Regions from separate parts of the Homo sapiens genome. Here region 2 is linked to region 1. A link is a loop called in an ENCODE intact Hi-C map of the cell type or tissue named here. Cell type or tissue: Calu3. All regions are shown on one strand. Links, peaks and the distances in the headings refer to the core of each region. The heading gives the core; the rest is flanking DNA.

What was found. A loop is a pair of places that touch in the nucleus more often than their neighbours do. Peaks named below come from ENCODE experiments on the same cell type or tissue, not always from the same donor. Only the 100,000 strongest peaks of a DNase experiment are listed, where the experiment ranks them.
Region 2: a loop joins it to region 1, with 2.2 times the contacts of the local background. A loop is called at or near these places in 1 of 110 quality-filtered maps.

Annotation. Positions count from the first base shown.
Region 1 is chr14:29,747,997-29,751,093 of GRCh38, forward strand. All of the region lies in intron 1 of PRKD1 (protein kinase D1), which reads right to left. Among named protein-coding and RNA genes, the nearest start is that of PRKD1, 180 kb to the right of the region's middle. In Calu3, for the core only: no CTCF peak of the experiment used is centred there; a DNase peak (open chromatin) is centred at 1,505.
Region 2 is chr14:29,853,083-29,856,179 of GRCh38, forward strand. The region is part of intron 1 of PRKD1 (protein kinase D1); the gene reads right to left. Among named protein-coding and RNA genes, the nearest start is that of PRKD1, 73 kb to the right of the region's middle. In Calu3, for the core only: no CTCF peak of the experiment used is centred there; no DNase peak of the experiment used is centred there.

The DNA.
Region 1 (3,097 bases), core at 237-2,736:
GCCTCCCAAAGTGCTGGGATTACAGACGTGAGCCACCACGCCCGGCCAAAAACTTTACGATTTTTCTTAAATAAATATCCAAATGCACTCAATATACTTTTTGTAACATGTGTGTGAGCACCATGCAATCTCACTGAAGAATTATTATTTGCAATATTTTCCCAATAGAAAATATTCTGATTCGCAGCTATAATTTATTGAATGTATGCAATGTGCTATGGTTTGGGATTTCAAAATATTTGGGGAAAAATAAAGTTAATGTCTACAACCAACCAAAATGTATGCTAAATGAATTAAATATAAATAGCTAAATAAATAAATTAGAAATATGAATTTATTTATCTGATTGGTGAAAGTCTTTTCAAATCACATAAGCCAAGAAGCCTTCTGGTTCAAAATTGCAGATGAAGCATAAACATTAACCTTTCATCATTTCCACGACTGAAACAACAGTAAATTACAAAGGGAATTAATCCGTATCACCACTGAAGTGGGAGTGGAGAGAGCTATCAACTGACCAAAACTTTTGATAGATATTAAGAACATGGAAATCTGATGGAATAAGATCTCACATAGGCCCTCAGCTCTTCTGTGCATATGTTTACTTGAAGCCCCGTTTACCATTTCCCTCAGTGTAAGCTTCCAGGAAGCAGGGATCTTGTCTACAACATTCACTGCTGTATCCAGCACCTAGGACATGCCAAGCACATAATAGGTATTCAGTAAATATTTGACAATTGAATAAATATAGCCATCAATAGAAAATTAAAGAAATAAAGATGAATCATCTTAATGTACCATGCCATCTTTAAAAGCCAGTACCTATCACATATTAAGTTTTCAATTAAAACATTCTGAATGAATGAGTAAATGAGAGAGTGGTGAAAAACGAAATCCTTAATGTTGTTTTGTCATGAGATTCCAGTAAGCAAAAATAAAATTATAAAATTATATAGATTTTGGAGTTCAAATTTTATTAAAAAACAAATGCACTCATAGATAAAAGACTTGAAATAAAAAATGTTAACTATAAGTATATGTAGGAGTGGGATTATAAGTAGGAGTGGAATAAAAAAGACTGTATTGTCTTTTATGCTTTTCTGCATTTTTCAAACTTTCCATTACATATATGTAACCCCTCTGTAATTAAGGAGAGGGAATAAGCTTTTGCACAACAGGACTTCATTCTGCTGTTATCTTAGACCTACTACACTATCTCTTCTCCCACTCTTCAGATAGCCAGTTCATACCATGTTATATGCTAGTCTGTAGCCCCATTCTTCAAAAAAGCATGAAAGAAGTAGGGAAAAAAGGAGGGGTGGTAAACCAGTTGTTACAGAGACAGGCAAGAACCCCAGGATAGAAGTTTTGTAGCCTATTCAGGTTGGAATATATGCCGGCTATGTCTGTAGTATGTGTGTGTGCCTGTGCTGGGGACGGCACACAGGGGTCACTCTTCCAGTGACTCATTTCCTACCAACATTTTGGAGTGTTCCCTCCAACCACAGCACAGTCACCAGCACCAAGATGCAATCATGGGAAGAATATGGCTGAGGCAGAGCAGGTCAGGCACATTTAACTCAACTGTTTACTTAATGGGTCGTTACTGATCCATGCTGGGTGTTACCTTCCTTATCCATGTGTATATAAATCACATAAAGTTGTGGGTACAGCTTTACATCTGTAAAGTTATTAGTACAGGGTGTGGTCACAGTAAAGTTTAATAAGTAACCATTGTTTTCATAATTATTATATAAGACAAGGAGATGATATTTAAAAAAATCAGTGACTAATAGATAAAACCCTATACCTCCAAAATCTTATTTAATCATAAATCCAATATTTATTTTCCTACTGCATGTGCAAGTTGCTTCAGAGAAAATGTAAGTTGCTGGCAGAATTAGTTGGGGATGTATGCCATACAAACATGAACATTTACACAGCAAAAACGTTAGAAAAATGTGTTCAAGATTATAATAAAAGAAGTATCACAGAACAGAGTCTGATGAATGGCCAAGGGAATTATCTCCTCCTCCTTGCTCTGAGTAGAACAAGGGTCACTGCAACACAAGTCATTATTTGAGGACTCTCACTCCCTCAGAGGCAGGATCAATATTCTATGAAATGTGAAACAAAGGACGTTTCATAAGAGGATCCATTCATTCTAGTAAAGCAAATTTGTTTAAAAAAATCAACTATGAATTTTTAAAAAATACTAAGTCTGCCAGAGCTCCAAATTATATACAGTAACTCCTCATTCAATGTCATTGGTAGGTTCTTGGGAACTGCAACTTTACGTAAAATAATGTATAACAAAACCAATTTTACCATAAGCTAGTTGATATAAACAAAACTTAAGTTCCTACAGCATATTTCTGGTTACAAAAACATCACCAAACTTCTAAGTAAAGATAAAAACACTCCTAATACTAAACATTGAATTAAATGCGAGCTATACATACATTTAAGAAAGATGAAGAAAAACAAGTAAGATATATATCTACCCAGTTTTTCCAGTTCAGGATCACGAATGGCCAGAGCCTATTCCAGCAGCTCAAGGCCAAGGCAGGAACCAGCCTTGGACAGGACATCATCCTATCCCAGGATGCATGAACGCGCGCACACACACACACACACACACTCACACTCACTCAGACTGGGGCCATGTAGACATGCTAATTCACCTAATGTGCACATCTTTGGGATGTGGGAGGAAACTGGAGTACCTGGAGAAAATTCACATAGACAGTGGTCCTGGCTGGGAATTGACTCCTTTTTCCCTCAAAATTACAATGAAATAATGTTGAATGAAATTATGTTATTTGAGGATCTGCAGTACTTTTGGGCCAGGAGAGTAGGAAATGAAGCATAGGAGATATTTGCAGGTAATTTAAAAATATGTATATTCCCATTCAAAAGATGTGTTTCCCCATGACGGTGGACATTTATTGTTGCCATTTTACATCCACTCCTCTTTTGGGGACTGGCATTTCACTTTTTTGTGGAGAGAATTACTCTTCCATCTGTTGTCCACTGAATGTAAAAACCTGGAACTTTGTTCTCTATGGTCAAGGTAATAACATGAACCAGGCTATGC
Region 2 (3,097 bases), core at 432-2,931, 110 kb after region 1:
AGCTATATTAATATCAGACAAAATAGACTTTAAATCAGAAAAGATTACAAGAGACAATGAATATTATTTATAAATAAAAGGTTCAATTCAGCATGAAAACATAACAATCATAAATGTTCATACACCTAATAATAGATCATCAAATTATATGAAGCAAAAACTGACAAACATAAAGGGAGACATAGAAAGTCCTATAACTTTACTGCAATAATGCACTTCTGTGCACCCTATTTTATTTCAGCCTTGGATTACAGAATGTAATGACAGCTTTAAAGGCTATCTTAATTGTAGCTTTCATTTGTAAACCAGGAAACTAAAGCCCACAAAATAAACAAACTTATCAAAGCTTACATTTCTAGACAGTGGCAGAGATGATTACTTTAGCTTTAATTTATAAACTAGGAAACCAAGGCCCACAAAATAAACAAACTTATCAAAGCTTATATTTCTAGACAGTGGCAGAGATGAAATCATGCATGAACCATCTGCATTCCTACACCGAAGGTCTTTGCACTATATTCCATGTCATTTACCAGTGGTGAAGTTTCTGACGCTAAGTTACACTTGTGGAAGGATTCATCTTTGATAATAGAGGATACATCATGAACTGCATTGATACAGTTTGGCTCTGTGTCCCCACCCAAATCTCATCTTGTAGCTCCCATAATTCCCATGTGTTGTGGGAGGGACCTGGTGGGAGATGGTTGAATCATGGGCGCAGGTCTTTCCCATGCTGTTCTCATAATGGTGGATGGGTCTCATGAGATCTGATGGTTTTAAAAACAGGAGTTTCCCTGCACAAGCTCTCTCTCTCTGCCTGCTGCCACCCATGTAAGATGTAACTTGCTCCTCCTTGCTTTCCACAATGATTGTGATACCTCCCCAGCCATGTAGAACTGTAAGTCCATTAAACCTCTTTCTTTTGTAAATTGCCCAGTCTCGGATATGTTTTTATCAGTAGCATGAGAAAAGACTAATACAGTAAATTGGTACTAATACAGTAAATTGGAGTGGTGTGCTGCTGAACAGACTAATAAAGTAAATTGGAGTGGGGTGCTGCTGAAAAGATACCCAAAAATGTGGAAGCGACATTGCAACTGGGTAACAGACAGGGCTTGAAACAGTTTGGAGGGCTCAGAGACAGGAAAATGTGGGAAAGTTTGGAACTTCCTAGAGACTTGTTGAATGGCTTTGACCAAAAGCCTGATAGTGATATGGACAATGAAATCCAGGCTGAGATGGTCTCAGATGGAGATGAGGTACTTGTAGGGAACTGGAGCAAAAGTGACTCTTATGTTTTAGTAAAGATGCTGGTGGCATTCTGCCCCTGCCCTAGAGATGTGTGGAACTTTGAACTTGAGGGAAATGATATAGGGTATCTAGCAGAATAAATTTCTAAGCAGCAAAGCATTCAAGAGGAGACTTGAGTGCTGTTAAAGGCACTCAGTTTTAAAAGGGAAGCAGAGCATAAAAATTCAGAAAATCTGCCGCCTGACAATGTGATAGGAAACAAAGTACCATTTTCTGAGGAGAAATTCAAACTGGTTGAATAAATTTGCATAAGTAATAAGTAGCCAAATGTTAATCCCCAAGACAATGGGAAAAATGTCTCCAGACCATGTCAGAGGTCTTCACTGCAGCCTCTCCCATCACAGGCCCAGAGGCCTAGGAGAAAAAAAGTGGTTTCGTGGGCTGAGTCCAGGGTCTCCATGCTTTGTGCAGCCTAGGGACTTAGTGCCCTGCATCCCAGCCACTCCAGCCATGGCTCAAAGGGGCCAACAGGGAGCTTGGGCCGTGGCTTCAGAGGGTTGAAGCCCCAAGTCTTGGCAGCTTCCACATGGAGTTGAGCCTGTGAGTGCACAGAAGTAAAGAACTGGGGTTTGGGAACCTCCGCCTAGATTTCAGAGGATGTATAAAGACGCCTGGATGCCCAGGCAGAAGTTTGCTGCAGGGGCAGGGCCCTCATTGAGAAACTCTGCTAGTGTAGTGTGGAAGGGAAATGTGGGGTTGGAGCCCTCAACAGAGTCCCTACTGGGGCACCACCAAGTGGAGCTGTGAGAAGAAGGCCACCATCCTCCAGACCCCAGAATGGTAAATCCATTGACAGCTTGCACTGTGCACCTGGAAAAGCCACACACACTCAATGTCGGCCCATGAAAACAGCCAGGAGGGAAGCTGTACCCTGCAAAGCCATAGGGACGGAGCTGCCCAAGACCATGGGAACCCATATCTTATATCAGCATGACCTGGATATGAGACCTGGGGCCAAAGGAGATCATTTTGAAGCTTTAAGATTTGACTGCCCAGCTAGATTTCAGACTTGCATGGGGTCTTTAGCCCCTTTGTTTTGACCAATTTCTCCCATGTGGAAGAGCTGTATTTACCCAGTGCCTTTTACAGGATCATAGGTGAAAGGAACTTGCCTTGTCTCAGATGAGACTTTGGACTGTGAACTTTGGAGTTAATGCTAAAATGAGTAAAGACTTTGGGGGACTGTTGGGAAGGCATGATTGGTTTTGAAATGTGAAGACAGGAGATTTGGGAGGAGCCAGGGATGGAATGATATGGTTGGGCTCAGAGTTCCCACCCAACTCTCATCTTGTAGCTCCCATAATTCCCATATGCTGTGGAAGGGACCCAGTGGGAGACTGTTGAATCATGAGGGCTAGTCTTTCCCATGCTATTCTCCTGATGGTGAGTGGGTCTCATGAGGTCTGATGGTTTTAAAAATGGGAGTTTCCCTGCACAAGCTCTCTCTCTTTGCCTGCTGCCATCCATGTAAGACGTGACTTGTTCCTTCTTGCTTTCCACCATGATTGTGAGGCCTCTACAACCATGTGGAACTGTTAAGTTCATTAAACCTCTTTCTTTTGTAAATTGCCCAGTCCTGCGTACATCTTTATTAGCAGGATGAAAATAGACTAATATATGCACACTAATCCATCATAATAGAGTCATTCTCTTCCTTCAGTTTGGCTTCACTAGAACATATGCATCTGGATGAAGGATGGCACCATACAAAGAATATTGCATCCGATACCTCACATCACAAAGGGTATAAAGGAAGTTGAATGGGCCAATTGGAAAAATGCTAGAA